3 separate regions of the Homo sapiens genome follow, and regions 2 and 3 are each linked to region 1. Evidence: chromatin contacts called from ENCODE Hi-C or POLR2A ChIA-PET data. All regions are on one chromosome and are shown on one strand. Each heading gives the region's core, a stretch centred on a gene start or an enhancer-like site at or near the end of the contact. The rest is flanking DNA. Distances are from core to core; before and after follow the strand shown. Region 1 holds the start of METTL9 (methyltransferase 9, His-X-His N1(pi)-histidine). Region 2 holds the start of GGA2 (golgi associated, gamma adaptin ear containing, ARF binding protein 2). Region 3 holds the start of NDUFAB1 (NADH:ubiquinone oxidoreductase subunit AB1).

Region 1 (2,786 bases), core at 234-2,733:
TAATCCCAGCACTTTGGGAGGCCGAGGCAGGCGGATCACGAGGTCAAGAGATGGAGACCATCCTGGCCAACATGGTGAAATCCCGTCTCTACGAAAAACACAAAAATTAGCTGGGCATGGTGGCGCGCACCCGTAGTCCCAGCTGCTCGGGAGGCTGAGGCAGAAGAATTGCTTGAACCCGGGAGGCGGAGTTTGAAGTGAGCCGAGATCGAGCCACTGCACTCCAGCCTGGAGACAGAGCGAGACTCCACTCCGTTTCAAAAAAAAAAAAAAAAAAAAGCTGTTGGGTAAGGAATGATTTTGTTCCCCATCTGTGGCTCACCACCCCACTGTTTCATAAATGAAAATCTCTGATGTGCAACGCTGAATTAACCAAAAGGCTTACTTCTTTTGTTTTGAACTTAGACACATTTACATTATTTCTGGTGCAGTTAAATTAAAAGCACTTTCCAAACAAACCTAGGAAAGTATTAAAGTTAGGGACTCCCACGAAATGTTACTCCTTAATTGTGGCTTGGATAATAGCAGGAAGAACTGCAGACAGGAACACAGTGTAACTAACCCTTCAGTTCTGAAATGTTGCTAGGTCTCCTCGTGTTATAAATGATCAAATAAATATCCGGGTTAAACACTGCTCCCAGAGCTGAGTTCACTCTTAAGAGTGTTGGGTCCAACTTCCCTGTGCTAATTCAAGGAAACAAGGCAGCCAAGGAGTCTAACTTGAGGTCTTCATTCTTGGGCAGGGCCATCAATACATCTAAAACATTACTTGTGGGTACCCCAGCTGCGGTAGCTTCCCCAAAAGGCAGAATTTTCACTCATTCTTTATAGAAACACGTAGCCAGCAACTTCTCAGGCTTGGGGAACGGGGCAGGCGGGTCGTGGTGGTGGGGAGAGTAGAGGAGGGAGTCTGGCAGGTCGGTTCTAAATGTAAACTGGAAACTACGCATCCGAGCGGGCAACCATCACTGGCACCATTCGTCTCCGGGAAGAACCTGTGTGTGTCAGGATGCACGAAAGGAATGACTCCCCTCTTTGCGCCCCCGGGGTTAACTGCACGACCCTGTCAAAGTCCCGCCGTGGAGTGGGATGAGGGTCGAGAGGTAACCCTGTCAAAGTCCCGCCGTGGAGTGGGATGAGGCGAGGAAAGACTGGAGGTCCTTCCAGCACCACCTTGGAGGGGCAGGGAGGCTGCAGTTACCGCCTTCGGAAGTGATCTCCTCAGCCCTCAAAAAAATTAAAACCACCTCCGCCATTTACTAGAGGCCAAGGCAGGGCCGGGACACGAGAACGCGCTCCGGGCGGATGCGCGCTCCCTTTGTCCCGCCTCCCAGCGGCCCGCTCATTGGACGGAGGGAGGGCGCCGGGGGAGAAAGCGACGCGGCCGCTCGTAAGTGCTCCGGATGGAAACTGGTGCAGGGGGCAGCGGCGTTCCGCGGCCGGAAGGGAAGGGGGAGGTGCCGAGGCTGCGCGCCGGCTGCTCCTCCCCACCCCCAGCCTTTGCCCTGAAGGGGGCTGGATGGGCAAGGCGGCCGCGATGGCTCGAGCTCGGGCGGTGGCGGCGGTGGCCGGAGGCGGCGGTGCCTCCTCCTCCTCGCCCCGGCGCCGGCGGTGATCCGAGCGAGCGGCCGCGGCCCCCGATGAGACTGCTGGCGGGCTGGCTGTGCCTGAGCCTGGCGTCCGTGTGGCTGGCGCGGAGGATGTGGACGCTGCGGAGCCCGCTCACCCGCTCCCTGTACGTGAACATGACTAGCGGCCCGGGTGGGCCGGCGGCGGCCGCGGGCGGCAGGAAGGAGAACCACCAGGTACGGGCTGGGGCCGGGGCCGGGGCGGGGGCGTGGCGGCCCGGCCTTCCCGCGCTGGGCCCGGCTATTGTGCGGGACGGCTCCGCGAGGGGGCGGCCCGGCCCTCGCCCCTCCGCCTCGGCCCCTTGGAAAGTTTTCCCCGCGCCTTCCCCGCCGGGCGTCGACTCCGCGAGCCCCGGGCACCCGGCCGCGGCCCCGCGAGCGCCTTTTGTTCCGCAGCGCAGGCGGGGCATGGCCTCCCGGGCCCGATCGTGAGCGGCCCGGAGCCCCGCATTGTTCCTGGGTCCCGGGCGGTGACTGCGGACGCCCGGCAGCGGGACTGGGGAACTTTGGGGCCAGAGCGTGGCTGGGGGCGCCCGCCTGGCACCGAGGCCTGAGACTGAAGAGACCCGGCCAGATCCATTACCCCGAGAAACAAAACGAAAAGCCAGCCCCTCTTGTTGTCTCGTTGAATCCCAGAACGTACAAAGGGTCGTGAAGAAATGTAACTGTACATCGCAAGCCATTGAACTCTCCAGGCTGATTGGGGTGACATTTCTCCCTAAGCACTTAAAAAATGGGTTTGACAGGTTGTCGCTCCCATCCTACGGAACCTTCCCCTCCTACCTAGCAGAGATCTCCTTTAAACTTGGATTTAGTCAGCCTGCTAGAAAGATTGTGTGTGATGAGGAGGAAGATTATGCAAGTTTTACAGGAAGGGTTTTTAAAACAGAACGGGACGGGAGGGAGTTTTAGTTATGCATCGTGAGCGTTACGCTGTGACCGGGTAGGTAGGCTTTTCATTAGCTCAGTCTTGCGCCACTTAAACGTGTACAGGTTAACTGTAGAATTAAGTGAGATATTTCGTATATGACCTTAACATAGTTTGCAGTTAATGTTAAATTCATTGAAAAGAGGCTTTTGAACTCTGCCAGAGTGTTGGCTTGTCATAGCTAGCATTTATAATACATTTTGCTTTTCCATAGAGTATTAATTATTCCC
Region 2 (2,700 bases), core at 7-2,506, 1.9 Mb after region 1:
TAGCCGTGCAGCCCCTTTCCCGGATTCCTGAGCTTTAGGCTTGCACTCCAGCGGACTGACCTACTTGTTCCCGGAGTGCTCCACATTCTCTTGTCCCCAGCTTTTGCACACGCAGTTTCTTCTGCCTGGAATGCGGTCGGCTGTGACGACCCCCAGGTAAACCAACTCCTACCACCACAGGTGAAACGAACGCCCTCCTCCTCCTCGCCAATCCCGTTAGTAAGGTGATGTGACTGCCGGCTTGTACCCACTAAAAAATGTTTTGGTGAGCAAGGACCCTGTGTTATGCATCTCAGTGTTCCTGGCACCTAGCAGAGCTGGGTACAAGGGGAATATTCTTTATCCCCTTTGAACCTCAATCCCTCATTGGTAAAACGGAGATAATAATAACCCCTAAGATGACTGTGAAGCTTACAGGAGACATGCAGAAGAATTCTGGCCAAAGGGTTTGAGCCCAACCAGGGTAACATAATGAGACCCCGTCTCTTAAAGGAAAAAAAAAACACACATATATATATATACGCACACACACACACACGTGTGTGTGTGTTTAAAAAAAAAAGTCTGGCCAAAGTAAACACAAAAGGTAAAAAATTTCTTTTTGACGCGGTAGCCAGATAGAGATCTTTCTCAGCCCCAAACAGACTGCATGTCTTGCACGACTGCGTCTCCTTAAGCCTCAAGGTCCCCGCTTCCGTAGTGGGGTTAATAATAGAAGCCAGCTCGGGGTGGGAATGAGGATTAAGCAGGACTAAGCCGCTGTGAGCACAGTGCCTGGCGCAGGGGAAAGCGCAGGTCACGTAGCCATTGGGGTGGGGGTCGGGGTCCTGTGCTGCTGCTAAGTTGGGGGGTGGGCGGAGGGGGAGGGGCAGAGCTCAGAAGGGGGCCGCTGCCCCGGCGGATGCTTGGGGCTCCTCTCGGGGGACCCCTGGGCGATCTTCCCCACCGCGCCGGGCCCAGGCCCCCTACCCGGCCGCCGGCCTCCCCTGCGGCCGCCCGCCCCGAAGCAAGGCCCCGGGAGGCGGGAAGCGAGGCCTCACGTGCGGCGCAGCGGCTGCGCCGAAGGCCTGCCAGGCTACTCACTGAGCCACAGCTCCAGCGACGCTGCCGGGCCCGGGGGACCCTGGGCCGACTCGGTTCCCGCCACAGCCGCCGCCACCGCGGTCGCCGCCATCGCTCCAGCCCCGACGCTGCGGCCGCGGGCGCCACTGCCTCTTCAGCCGCTGTAGCGTCCTGGCGCTCTCCTCTGCTGACTGCGCGGCAGGAGCGGTGGACACGTGACGGGGCGGGGCCGCTGGCGCCACGCCCACCCCAGGCCCCCCCTCCACGCGGGACCGGCCGGAACATTTCTTAGTCCAGATCCCTCCACCCAGCGCTGGTCTTCTAAGACCACTCACCGTACGGTTGCCAGATAAAATACAAGACGCCCAGTTAAATTTGATTTTCAGAAGAACACGAATAATTCTTTTAGCATTTTTATTTTTTAAGAGACGGGGTCTTGCTCTGTCACTCAGGCTGGAGTCCAATGGCGCGATCACGGCTCACTGCAGCCTCCACCTCCTAGGCTCAAGCGATCCTCCCGCTTCAGTCTCCGGAGGAGCTGGGACTAGGGGAGGGCACCACCACGCCTGGCGTGTGTGTGTGTGTGTGTTAGAGACTGGGTTTCACCGTGTGTGTGTGTGTGTGTGTGTGTGTGTGTGTGTGTGTGTGTTAGAGACTGGGTTTCACCATGTTGCCCGGGTGGTCTCGAACTCCTGGTGTTAGAGACTGGGTTTCACCGTGTGTGTGTGTGTGTGTGTGTGTGTGTGTGTGTTAGAGACTGGGTTTCACCATGTTGCCCGGGTGGTCTCGAACTCCTGGGCTACAAGATCCTCTTACCTCGACTTCCCAAAGTGCTTGCATTTATTTTTTATTTTTCTTTTTTTCTTTTTTTGAGACGGAGTCTCACTCTGTCGCCTAGGCTGGAGTGCAGGGGTGCCATCTCGGCTCACTGCAACCTCCACTTCCTGGGTTCAAGCGATTCTCCTGCCTCAGCGTCCCGAGTAGCTGGGACTACAGGTGCATGCCACCACACCCAGCTATTTTTTTTTTTTTTGTATTTTTAGTAGAAACGAGGGTTCACTATGTTGGCCAGGCTGGTCTCGAACTCCTGACCTCGTGATCTGCCCGCTTCGCCCTCCCAAAGTGCTGGGATTACAGGGGTGAGCCACCACGCCCGGCCTATGTGCTTGCATTTTTATTCACAGAAGGGTTTTCCTGGAACACTTTTTTTTTTTTTCAGATGGAGTCTCGCTCTGTCGCCCAGGCTGGAGTGCAGTGGTGCTATCTCGGCTCATTGCAACCTCCACCTCCCTGGTTTCCTGGAACACTTCTAAACTAACATGTCCTGCATTCCTCAATACTCTGCTTTATTTTCTGCATCACACAGTACACCATCGATGTATTATTTACTTGCTTATTCTGTTAAAAGATAATTTTCCCAAAAAAGTATGTCATGATTATCATAATTATGAAATGAATACGTGTTAAATATTTTATTTAATTACATGAGGGAACCAAGCAGATGTTATAATCAATCCAAAAGTGAAGTCAAAGAAGGGCAAATTTATCTGGAAAAAAAGGAAGATAAGACGAATGTGCAAATGGAGGCAAAACTGGCTTTTCGACCGGGGTGAGAGCTGTCCCTCCAGTGAGCGGAAT
Region 3 (2,700 bases), core at 97-2,596, 2.0 Mb after region 1:
AGGCAGGGCGCGGTGGTTCACGCCTGTAATCCCAGCACTTTGGGAGGCCGAGGCGGGTGGATTGCGAGGTCGGGAGTTCAAGACCAACCTGGCCAATATGATGAAACCCCGTCTCCACTAAAAATACAAAACTTAGCCGGGCATGGTGGCGGGCGCCTGTAGTCCCAAATACTCGGGGGGGCTGAGGGAGGAGAATTGCTTGAACCTGAGAGGCGGAGGTTGCCGTTAGCCGGAGGTTGCAGTGAGCTGAGATCACGCCACTGCATTACAGCCTGGGTGACAGAGCGAGACTCTGTCTCAAAAACAACAACAACAACACCGAAATCACTGCCTCCCGGCGTTTCAGCCTCACGCAGATTTCATCAGCTCAAGCTATATACTACAGGTACAGTCGTTCCTTGGTATTTGCGCAGATTGGTTCCAGGACCCCCGACTATACCCAAATCCCCGCACACTCACGTCCCGCAGTCAGCCTTGCAGAATCCGCTTATAGGAAGAGCCTGCCCTCCTTATACGCGGGGCGGCACATCCCGTAAATACTGGTCGCGTTTGGTTGAAAAAAAATCCGCATATAAGTGGACCCGCGCAATTCAAATCCTTATTGGTCAAAGGTCACTTGGCTTGTTTCCTAGAATTACTTCCAGGAGTCCTGGACACAGGCAGAAGGTGCTGCAGGGAAGAGTAAGGACAGAACTGCAGAGAGAAAACCGCTCTGGAGAAGGCTGTAGGCCAGTGTGGCTGCCTCTTTGCATGCTGCTTTCACTACAATACGGTGACCGCTATTTTGAGACCGTACGAGGTGCTCTAGCCGCATTAACTCATCTAATCCTCATTGCTACTCCGCAAGGTAGAGACCAGGATCCCAATTTTGCAGGTGAGTGTGAGCCAGGCTAGGAGACTTGTCCAAAGTTTCGGTAAGCGGCAGCCCAGCAGTGCTGGACTCGAGTCAGTGCTCTTGCTCGTTATTACGAGGTCACCCGGCCTCCCGTCAGGGGTCAACTAAACACCTTTAGGCAGCGGGGCTGCGGAGCGAGCCGGCTGCCCCCCGGGTCACCCCTGCCTGCAGCTGGCGCGCCCCGGATGCCCGGCCCCCACCCCCACCGGGCCCAATCCCTGACCCTTGCCAAGCGGCAGCAAAGTCACCACGAGTCACCTGCGCGAGCACTAAGGCCGGCTGCAAAGTCCCGAGCCTCGTCTGGGTCCCCGCGGAGCAGAGAGCGGTGCTGAGAGGCCGGGCCACGGCCAGCATCCGGACCCGGGGCAGCGGCGCAAAGGCCGCGGGCAGGCGGCTGACATAGGCTGAAAGGACACGAGACGCCATGGCTACGCCAACCCAGGATGCACTGCGCCGCCGCCTCCGGACCAGGGTTCCTTTCCGGCGGCGCGCAGGCGACGCACACGGCAGCGCTGTCGGGCACCGCCGGCGGTGGCGGCCCCTGGCGGCTCCTGGAGGCACTGCGCCCTCGGAGCCCATCCAGGTTCGGGGACGAACAACTGCTTGGTGTCACAACTAAACTGTGCAGACGTCGCCGTCTTTCCCTAAACGACACGGCACGAGAAACCTACTTTCATTTTTTATCTGAAAGTTCTGAAATACATCTGTTTAAACGTTTGGGGCCGGGTGCGGTGGCTGACGCCTTTAATCCTAGCACTTTGGGAGGCCAAGGTGGCAGGACTGTTTGAGCTCAGGAGTTCAAGACCAACCTGGCCAACACGGCAAGACTCCGTCTCTATTACAAAAAAGATTAAAAGAAAAAAAGGACAAAGTTTTGATTCCACAATTCTTCCACAAGTATTAACATTTATTGAATAGGTAAAAAAATATATATAATAATGTGAAAAAATAATCAATTTCAATACCTAAGACTAATAAATGTGAGAATTACGATTAAAACAATATACATGTTTTAAAACTTGACAGTGTATAATATAGCTGTCAGGTCCACGACTATGCCAACTGTCATGCCCACAGCCAGGTTCCAGCCCATATCGAGGTCTGAGGGGAGTGGGTGGATGAACAGATAGCTGAAAGAACACTCAGGGGACGGTAGGCAGGTGAAAGATGATTTTATTCAGCAGCAGCTCTCATCAGCAGCTTACTTACACTAGTTCTCTCACACTGTCTGCCTTGTCTCAGCTGCTTAGTCCCATGGCTCCCCCACACAACTGCGAGGCTGGCTCTCCCTTGCCTTCAGGGTCAGCAGCTTAACTCTCTCTCAGCTGTGATCTGGCTCCCCCTGTCTGTCTGCAAAGACTGACAGCTCTGGCTCTCTCTTTCTCTGGGCACGAACGCCTGTACAGTATCAGCAGGGCAATTATACCTTTTACAGAAAATAGTGGCTTAGAGCCAAGTGATGACCTTCCCATGTTATGCCTACATGGCTGTGATAACAAGTGGAGTTATACGCCTCTGTCTAAACTTGCTGAGTCACGCAGGATGTAAACATCTTACCTTGGCCTATCCTTGACCAAAGCACAGCCATGTTCCTTACAATAGCTAACAAAAATAGGTAAGCGAGGGAGGAGTTTAAGAAGGCTAATTCCTATTTCTAAGCAGGGAGCTAAAGGATATTGACTGAAATGGAAACACACGGGATAATGACTCCAAATTCTGAAATCTGCCTGAATGAATGATCCAATAATGTCACCAGTTTTACCTCAATTTCTTTTTATTTTTGTTAAATCCAAGTAAAATAAAAT

Evidence for each region. Hi-C counts contacts between places; a loop is a spot of excess contacts on that map. ChIA-PET counts read pairs that join two places held with the same protein, here RNA polymerase II (POLR2A). Pooled maps may share reads with other maps.
Region 2: a loop to region 1 is called in a pooled map, with 9 times the contacts of the local background. The contact joins the promoter of GGA2 here to the promoter of METTL9 in region 1. A Hi-C loop is called at or near these places in 6 of 50 pooled maps. POLR2A ChIA-PET finds 5 or more read pairs at or near these places in 2 of 52 experiments (HEK293 and activated naive CD8-positive, alpha-beta T cell).
Region 3: a loop to region 1 is called in a pooled map, with 16 times the contacts of the local background. The contact joins the promoter of NDUFAB1 here to the promoter of METTL9 in region 1. A Hi-C loop is called at or near these places in 8 of 50 pooled maps.

The regions. Positions count from the first base shown.
Region 1 is chr16:21,598,094-21,600,879 of GRCh38, forward strand. METTL9 (methyltransferase 9, His-X-His N1(pi)-histidine) reads left to right here and starts at 1,484. Exons shown (of 5, transcript NM_016025.5): 1 at 1,484-1,805. The coding sequence starts at 1,641. It overlaps LOC101927814 (a long non-coding RNA gene), which reads right to left and starts at 1,292. Exons shown (of 3, transcript NR_110930.1): 1 at 563-1,292. RefSeq lists a silencer at 1,471-2,090 and an enhancer at 2,199-2,763.
Region 2 is chr16:23,509,238-23,511,937 of GRCh38, forward strand. GGA2 (golgi associated, gamma adaptin ear containing, ARF binding protein 2) reads right to left here and starts at 1,257. Exons shown (of 17, transcript NM_015044.4): 1 at 1,084-1,257. The coding sequence starts at 1,174. RefSeq lists silencers at 944-1,113, 1,184-1,413, 1,484-1,533.
Region 3 is chr16:23,594,970-23,597,669 of GRCh38, forward strand. It overlaps NDUFAB1 (NADH:ubiquinone oxidoreductase subunit AB1), which reads right to left and starts at 1,347. Exons shown (of 5, transcript NM_005003.3): 1 at 1,154-1,347. The coding sequence starts at 1,321. RefSeq lists a silencer at 1,005-1,094.